Linked DNA regions of Homo sapiens: regions 1 and 2 are each linked to region 3. Evidence: chromatin contacts called from ENCODE Hi-C or POLR2A ChIA-PET data. All regions are on one chromosome and are shown on one strand. Each heading gives the region's core, a stretch centred on a gene start or an enhancer-like site at or near the end of the contact. The rest is flanking DNA. Distances are from core to core; before and after follow the strand shown.

Region 1 (3,011 bases), core at 333-2,832, 380 kb after region 3:
GTGAACATTTCCACAAATTTTGTCATGGTTATTCTGGAGGCAGAGTTGAACCCTGTAATTACGGAGCTTTGGGACTCACTACACCCACAGTGGCCTGCCTGGATTGCAGTATGGGAGAGGGGAAGGCATTTTGGTGGAGAGTCCAGGCTTTGGAGACAGGCAGGACCCTGTTCAAATTCTAGCTCTGCCATTTCCGGCCATGTGACTGGACCTGTCAGAGTCTCAGTTTCCTCATCAGTTAGATTAAAAAAAAAAAAAACAGTTCGTAATGTTGTGAGGACAAAATGGTCTGCGTGTGTGTGTACTCTTTCTCCCCTTTTCCCGTGTGTGTGTGTGTGTGTGTGTGTGTGTGTGTGTGTGTGTAAAATCTGTAATATTTATTTACTTATAGCTTGAATAAGTTCCCCTGGGAGTCTCAGGCTGCCTGCCTCTGATAGATGTGACATTGTGAAGTTGCTGAAATCCACCTAATTAGCTGTCAAAGAGTGCATTATACAAAGACAGCGAGGGCTCTGCATTCAGTCTAAGCTCTAAGGACTGGCACGATCTCTGGTGGACTTGAAGGGCAACGGAGACTTACTGCAAATTTTGGGAGCTGAATTACATTCATCCCGTCTACTCATGTTTCTGGGGCCTCATTTGCTTTCCTGGGACAAGCAAGGGCAAGGCGCTGGGCAGGTCAGTGCTGTGAGAAAGCAAGGTGCTCCAGCAGCATGGAGTCACCGGCTGAAATGGACAAGAGCTATGCAGGGCAAGGAAAAAGGGAGGAGAGGGAGTCAGGGCCATGGGAGACAAGGGACATGGAAAACCCACCCAAGGCTGCTGAGAAACAGGACTAAGTTAGTAAGCCCATCCTGCAGGTGCTACTACTTCTTCTCTGTTTCTTGGCTTACTTTTTTTTAAAACTCATTACGTGCATCGTTTAAGTTCTTTAAAATAATGATTGCAGAAGTGTCACTTCATCCTTGTATAAAATTTAAAACGTATAGAAAATTTCAAAATAAGAATGTAAAAGCACGCATAGTCTCACAATACAGAAAGCAGCCGATTCATATTTTGGTGCCCTTCCTTCCGGTCTTTATAATGCAAATATATAGACATATATGTATTATTTTATCTAGCCAGAATCATATTGCTTTGTAACCTCCTTTTATTCTCTTTATATTAAATTACGGCCATGTTCCTGTATCATTAAATATTACACTATATCACTACTTCTGATGGAAGTACAGCAAACCACTAAACACGGAAGTCAAGTCCTGGGCTCTGGAATAGTATATATTATTTTAGTTATGCCCAGCTTCTGGACCTGGGATGGCATTTTGTAACAGACGCAGCCTTATCTCTTTTGTATTTTCATAAAATCTTCAGTATAGGCTCTAAAAAGGAGCCCACGTGAAATGCTGAAAAGACGATGTTTAAAAAGTCACAAAGTCCCCCTAGAGTCATAAAACCAGAAACACTGGGGGGTGGGGAGGCCAAGCCGGGCCTTCGCTCACCTCCTTGTGCCTCTTAATGCAGCCCAGATGGAAGCCCGTCCAAGACCGGATTGCAGGCAAGCCCAGGGCCCGATCTGATAGCACAAAGACACCCACAACTCTGAATTTCCTGCTACCAGGAGGCCTCTTTTTGCATAGGCTGTCTGATTTACACATACGTGGAAAGCAGCCACTAATAATAGAAGGGTTGCCTCTTTTCTTCCGTTGTCAGACTCCGCGGGCCCTGCTCAGTGACTCCCGCGTCTCCAAGCAGCTGCCTGCCTCTCTTTCTGCCCCTCACAGCAACAGGGTCAGCCGGGCTCCTTGTAAGAAAGAGGCCAGGCCCTCTGCGCCTTCTCTGTGTGTGGCGGAGGTGGGGAAGGTGCTTTCTGAGGGCTCTTTGTCTGGCGAGCAAGCCGGACCTCTGTGCAACAGAAGCCGCCTCTGGCCACCCCCGGCCCTTCCCCCTCCACCCAGTCAAGTTCTGCACAGCCAGTGTTTTCTCCTCCAGCCCCAGCTAACCTGAGCTCTCTCAACTAATCCAGAGAAGCTTCTGGAGAATCTGTCCTTGCCAACTAGGGGCTGGCAAGTTCGTGAGAGAGAATTAATTCTCTGTGAGCCCCTTAAGACTAGTAACTATGTGGAGCTCACCCCTGTAGGATGCACCACAGACAGCTGGAATGGTCAAGCCCTTCAGGGATGCCTTCTTCTGCTGCCTTGATTCACATGGTGCCATCCACTCAATCATTCATTCATTCCGCCAGCCTGTACTTGGCACCTCCTATTCTCAGCACGGTGTAGAATATAGGGATGGAAGAATGGAGGCGAAGACAGACGAGGTCCCTGCTGTCACAGAAGAAACAAAGAATAAAAAGAGAAGAAACTAGAATTGAAGAGTCTGTGGTGGGGATTGCAGGGGAGATGCCTGTCAAGTTATAAAAGGCCCTAATACATTTTTGCTTTATGTTTGAAATTGTGACCCTGTCCTTAGCCTATTCCCAACCAGCCTCAAGCATGGTTCAGTCTCACAGTCCAGCTGCTGAGCTGTAGAGAGACCATCTCTTTATACAAGATCAATTATGGGTGCAAGAGCATGCCTGGCTCAAGCACACAGACCCACAGACCCTTGTGGTCAGGGAGTTCCTACATGAACCCAAACCTTTGGGGGCTGGGATGTTTACTCTTGGCACTCTGGGATTTCCTGTTTCTAAGAAAATGGGCCTAGATGCTCAGCTACATTAACCAAACAACATGTTGACACAAATGAATCTGAAGCTTGCCCGCTCCAGGCTCTCTAGAAGGTCAGGTTTGGGAATGAAGGCATTTGGGTGACTTTCCAAACTCTGAATCCCAAGCCCAGTGACTCAGGCCAGGTATTAATTTGAGGGATCTGCTTCCCTCCTCTTCCTGCCTAAGAAGGCCCCACTAAGTGGCTAGAGTCAGAGGCTCCCTGGTCATCTTGAGTAGTGGGAATGCTTCTCCTGTCTGTCTGCAGCTGGTCTTAGAGGGAGGCAGCCCAGGTAGTATGGTAGG
Region 2 (2,977 bases), core at 328-2,827, 490 kb after region 3:
TGAGGACATTGTCTAAAATCATTCCTTATTTTTAAGATGTGGTGTATGGAGTGTTGTGCTCTCACATCCTGAACCTTGGACACATTTCCTCTTCCTGGACTCCCCTCCACCCATCATTTGACTAACTCTTCCTTTTGCTTCACATTTCACTTCCATGTCTTTTTCTCAGAGAAGCTCTCTCTCCTCGGTGCCTCACACTAGGTAAGGATGCCTTGTGCCAATTCTCCCCTCTGACATTGGTGTGCCCTGTCAGCTGCCCCAAGAATATGAGCTCCATGGAGCTCCTAGTGTATTTTATTTTCTAAATGTGTCTGTAGGACATTGTTCAGTGCCCAAATATTTGTTTAAAATAGCAGGCTGGGCGCGGTGGCTCACGCCTGTAATCCCAGCACTTTGGGAGACCGAGGCGGATGGATCACGAGGTCAGGAGTTTGAGACCAGCCTGACCAACATGGTGAAACACCATCTCTACTAAAAATGCAAAAAATTAGCCAAGAGTGTTGGCGCATGCCTGTAATCCCAGCTACTCAGGAGGCTGAGGCAGGAGAATCACTTGAACCCGGGAGGTGGAGGTTGCAGTGAGCTGAGATCGCGTCACTGCTCTCCAGCCTGGGCGACAGGAGGGAGATTCCATCTCAAAAAAAAAAAAAATAGCGTAGCATTTCACACTGCATTAACTGATTTCCCTGTCATAGTACACTTAGGCTTTTCACCCCTACACATAATCCTGCAACAAACATGCGTTTATGTGAATTCATCTATTAGGTGTCTGTGGTAAAAATAATCCCTTAACAAGGAATATGACTTTGTGGTTAATTCTGTGTCATGTGTTCTACTAATTGATCTTCTCAACAGCCACATGGGGTTGGTTTCATTATCATCAGCTTACGAATGAGAAACCCACAACTCAGAGAGGGTAAGCGAGTTACCAAATTCATATGAAAGCAACTGAAAAAGAATTTGGACTCAGGCCTCCGGGAGACAGGAGCTGGCCTGTTCCTGGGAAAGCCCATGAATTTTGACCCAGACTAACCTGTGCTTTCAAAAGTGCCTGTTCTGCTATCTACAGTTGTTACTGGGATTAAATGAGTAGATACTTATAAAGCACTTAAAATAATGTCTGCTCATAATAAACCCTGTATAAATGTTGAATATATAGATACATAGCAGCTCTGCCCTGACTAGCCGTGTATGGACCATGAGCATGCATCTTAACCTCTCTGGGCCTCAGACTTCTCATCTGTAAAATGGGAGTCATGGTATTATGTCAGCTTTATTGTCAGGAAAATGTAAAGCACATGGAATCTCATAGACTCTAACACATGGTAACAACTTCCTCTTCGAGCCAGTCTAATCTCTCTAGAATGATAAACTTCTATATTTAAATCACAATTTAAATTTTTTTATGTCTTTCACGGTCATTTTATCACCCCAGCAATGACTAGAAGGCCCAATATTTTATATATCTCTGTTAAATATTCTAAGCATTATTAAGAGCTTTCTGGGTATAGCCAAGCCCTCTTAACCGTCAGAGGCAGACTACTTTTCAACCAGGTCAGTTTCACTTTTGCGATCTGGAAGTATATGGCGCCACCTGCTGGCCAAAGCACACCTCGCCAACAAAGTGCAGGTTAGTTCAGGATTGCCCATTCTAGTAGGATCCCCCCTCGACCCCTACCCTCCCCTGTCTTCACTTCCACCCAGGGGGAAATCTGAAGCACAGGATGGGTCAGCAATCGACTCTTTCTGAAGCTGGGTAAGACACATTATTCCTCTTGAACAGGCCCCCCTGCAGAAACTTAGGGACCCTAAGTTTCTCCACTTATGAAATAACAGGGTAGGGTCAGGCTTTGCCTAGGTCCCTCTCACCGCTAAGCTTCTAGGATTCTGTGAGTTCACCTCGGAGGCAGGCACAGGGAGGAAGGTGAGCTACTGTGTCTCAGGTTAAAATCAAGCCTGGAAATGGAAAGCAAGGCCAGGAATGTAGGCTGGGAAACGATGAGGCCCAGGACAGAGGAAACGAGGGCACAGCATGGGACCCCCGCTCATCAGCCAGACCCACCCTGCCTTGGCCTTGCCCATCATCGGCAGAATAATCATCATCACTCAAACTACCGCTTATTGGGAGCCTATATCAGACACAGTGCTAGGTTCTTTACATAGTGTTTTGTTAAATATTATTTCATACTATATCTGTACACTATCCCTTTAAGGTAGGTATTATTGTTGTTCACAACTGGAAAAAAGACTCAGAAAGGCTAAGAATTTGTTCAAGCTAAACACAGCCAATAAGTGGGAAATCTGGGATTTGACCCAAATCTGTCTGTCTTCAAAGCCCCTGAACCTTGCACCTTATTTCTTGCCTTCATCCCTCCTCCTTCCTTGCCTACTTTTTTCTTTTATGCTTCATCAGGCTGTGTTTTTCCGAGGCTATCACAGGTTCAGGTTGCATCTGGCCATTGATGTGGGGAACTGAGATAACCATAGGGATAATTGTGGTCTCTACTTGCCATTTTTAGTTCAACTAAAAACAACTTTGCTGGTGGCCTCAACAGCCCACTCATTAGTGATTGCTTACTTTCACTTTGTTGGTGTAGATGAAGGTGCCTCCGTGTCTTCCCTTCCAGTGAGGGCTTCCCAGCTTCCTCAGATGCTAAGTGCAACTGTAGATACACGTGGCCTCTGTGTTCCCAAAAGAAGCAGTGCAAGGGTGCAGGGCTTTATCCATTCCCAGACTCACCTGCCTTTCTGATCCTGGCTACCACCTTCCAGGTGCATTTTCCTTCAGGAACAGTGACTGCCAGGCACAAAGTTTGTGGGTGGCTCCAGGAAAGGGGAGAGGCACAGGAAAGAACGCTGGGCTAACTAGCAGGCAGGCACCCTGGCTTCTGACCCCTGCTTCCCCACTTCACAGCTACATGACCTGGGCAAGTCATAGGGTCTCTGAGACTCAGTTTCCCATCCTGAAAAATGGAAA
Region 3 (2,738 bases), core at 193-2,692:
TGTCACCTTTTAGTGAATCTAAAAGCCACTCAGAAAATAGGCAGAATCTACCTATTACTCTGAATTATTCGTGGGCAGGGCATAGCGTACCCATCTCCCAAATCACACTTCAGCTTTAGGATTTCTACGTCTTACCCCCATAGGTATTTTGAGGAGCAGGGCAGCCTCTATCGTGGCTTCATTTATTTTGCTTTCGGAAAAGTGGAAAGAGATTTCCCTAAGCACTGGAAAGAATCTGAGATAGGAAAGAGAAAGCCAGAAGAGAAACAAACTTCAGACAGCAGCGTGGAGGAAGGAAGTGGAAACAGAGACCAGATGAATTCCGCTCCCCAACTTTCAACCCAAAACTGCCTCCTGAGCTGCGGGGTCCCAGAGGCTCCTGGGTCCTCCAGCAGGAATCAATGTGCACATTTCCATATCAAAGAAACAAGCTCCCCGCACAGGACCTCAGTGAAAGGAGATCTGCACTGAGAAGAAAGCGAAGTTAGGCGCCTCGGCAAGCATTTAGAAATAACTTTAAGCACCAGCAGCTCAGGCCTCATTTTTGTAATGCTCAATCACGGATCACCTATCGACCAACCCATCAAACTCCCCGCCCCCAGCACTTTTATTTCTCCTCTTTAGGAAGTACACTTCAGTATCTTTGGCACAGTGCATGAGCACGACTAAAGTAAAACATCGCAGAAAACATAGCTTTAGTCTACCCTTCGTGTCCTAAAAGGAAAACCAGTAGCTTCCCAGGCCACCGGAAGGGCAACACATGTCCTCTGCAGTTTCTGCACACGGGAAGGTAAAGACAGAGAGAGGACCTACTCCTCAACACAGAAACATTTCAAAATCTTTCCTCGCCTGCAACCCAAGCTGAAGTCATTCTCCCCAGAAATAACAAAAGTTGGAAGAGAAGCCGGAGACAGGATAGGTGCAGGAAGCCCACACTTTGAGGGCAGCACTCAGACACCCTCTCCTGTGTGCAGGACGTGCCGAATGTTCAGGTGCAATGAGAATGAGCCATGCTTGGCTTACGAGGGCAATCTGGCCCATCAAGTGGCCTTCGCCTCTGGGAGTAACAAAAATGCACTTCAAAATAGCTTCTGTAATCAAGCTGCATGGGTGGAGTACTCCCCAGCTGACTCCAGGAAGTTCTCTATCCAAAGCTATTCATTAGGCCAGAGCTGTGCAAATAATTAGTCACCCACTTGCTCCATAACCCTCCATGACAGCCCAGGCATTGAGTCCAGGTGGGACCATCAAGCCATGCTCTGGTGGCTCATGCATTATCATAGAAATGGGAGGCTTTATTTATTTTACTAAAAAGAACAAAAACAACAGACTGCTGTCCTTTAGACAATAGGATCACGTCATCTGAGCCCTCTGTGCCCCAGGTGACAAGCCCAGCCCCAAGTTCTCTTTCCTCAGCCTCCCCACACATGTTCTGGAGGAGATGGGCCCAGCAGGCTGCTCTGAGGCCTGGCTGTCTCATCCTGAGAATGCGTCACCGTGAAGTGCCCTTGCAGATGTTTCCTGGGCTAAGCCTGACAAGGCTGAGAGCAGAGACTTTGGCAGCAGGAGGCCAGGGGGAAACAAGAGGCAGCCCTGAACTCAGCCTTCACGGCCCTCCCTAAACACATGGGCCAGCCACAGGGAAGAAAAAAATGCCCTGTAGCACAGGAATCTAAAACATTGCTGTTGTTCTAGTTAATAAAAGGACTTAGAGATTGAAAAGAAGTACCATCTGTATGGCTGGCAACAGACAGCATGATTTTGATGACTGACTCTGGGGAGATCTGAGAAAACAGTACATAATATGTCCTTACCTCTGCTCCATCATTCATGACCCAAGCTCCTGCCCTGTCTTCTCAGGAAGATTCTTACAGTAACTCCAGTTTGGAATTCCCCTTTCATATTTGAAATAACAACAGTAATAGTGACCACTAATGCTTACCGAGTGTCCACTCTGTGCCAAGCATCGTGTTTTTATCATCTTTTTTGTTAGGCACTGTACATGGATTAATACAATTACAACCCACCACAACCCCATGAGATAAGTACTTGTACTATCCTCATTTTATGGGTGATGATACAAGAAACAGAAAGGTTCAGCAACATGCCTAAAGCCACACAGCTACTATGAGGCAAAGTCTAGGTTTGAACTCAGAAATTCTGACTTCAGACTCACTTATCTTATTATACTTCACTTAGTATCTCCCATTAATTAATTCATTCATTCTTCCTTTTATTTGTTAATTCACCAAATATTCTGGGAAGCTACTTGTCTAGACACTGTATGAAAAATGAGAATGGATACAAAGCAACCTCAGACATGAACTCAAGGTCCTTACAAGCTTAAACGTATATGATACATTTCCAAATAGCAATACTATGAGGACAGCTGATACTCACAACATAAGTCTTGGTGGTCACAGGAGATCTATCATAGGATTTCACGAAGAACCTGACACTGAAAACCAGAACTTGAGGGAAATAAAACCAAAATAGAAAGCATTGCTCACAGAAGCACGTTCAAGCGTAGCCCAGCAGAATGCATGTTTATAGACAGCAATTTTCTAGATTGGTAATTATGACATATGCATGAGTAGCACCATGAGTGATAAGAACAAGACTGGCAGGTTATGGCCAAAAAATGAAGATTACTGAGTTTAGGTTTATTTGTAGACCAAGGGGAGTCCATGAAGGTATTTGAACAAAAGAATGATGCAATGAAATTGTGCTTTGGGAAG

What was found. Hi-C counts contacts between places; a loop is a spot of excess contacts on that map. ChIA-PET counts read pairs that join two places held with the same protein, here RNA polymerase II (POLR2A). Pooled maps may share reads with other maps.
Region 1: a pooled map shows a loop between it and region 3 (2.3-fold over the local background). The contact joins two enhancer-like sites. A Hi-C loop is called at or near these places in 1 of 37 single-sample maps with no recorded cell type and 2 of 50 pooled maps. POLR2A ChIA-PET finds 5 or more read pairs at or near these places in 3 of 52 experiments (CD4-positive, alpha-beta T cell, activated CD4-positive, alpha-beta memory T cell and naive thymus-derived CD8-positive, alpha-beta T cell).
Region 2: a loop to region 3 is called in a pooled map, with 11 times the contacts of the local background. The contact joins two enhancer-like sites. A Hi-C loop is called at or near these places in 1 of 168 maps with a recorded cell type or tissue (endothelial cell of umbilical vein) and 8 of 50 pooled maps. POLR2A ChIA-PET finds 5 or more read pairs at or near these places in 1 of 52 experiments (WTC11).

Annotation. Positions count from the first base shown.
Region 1 is chr11:128,719,034-128,722,044 of GRCh38, forward strand. All of the region lies in intron 1 of FLI1 (Fli-1 proto-oncogene, ETS transcription factor), which reads left to right. Among named protein-coding and RNA genes, the nearest start is that of SENCR, 25 kb to the left of the region's middle. RefSeq lists an enhancer at 1-154. Within about 2 kb of position 1,583, at least 11 of the 41 ENCODE cell types and tissues checked have a DNase peak (open chromatin) inside an H3K27ac peak, as active enhancers do; they include CD4-positive, alpha-beta T cell, where a contact is called at or near this core.
Region 2 is chr11:128,829,759-128,832,735 of GRCh38, forward strand. No RefSeq gene overlaps it. Among named protein-coding and RNA genes, the nearest start is that of KCNJ1, 36 kb to the right of the region's middle. Within about 2 kb of position 1,578, at least 14 of the 41 ENCODE cell types and tissues checked have a DNase peak (open chromatin) inside an H3K27ac peak, as active enhancers do; they include endothelial cell of umbilical vein, where a contact is called at or near this core.
Region 3 is chr11:128,341,554-128,344,291 of GRCh38, forward strand. No RefSeq gene overlaps it. Among named protein-coding and RNA genes, the nearest start is that of LINC02098, 130 kb to the left of the region's middle. Within about 2 kb of position 1,443, at least 22 of the 41 ENCODE cell types and tissues checked have a DNase peak (open chromatin) inside an H3K27ac peak, as active enhancers do; they include CD4-positive, alpha-beta T cell and endothelial cell of umbilical vein, where a contact is called at or near this core.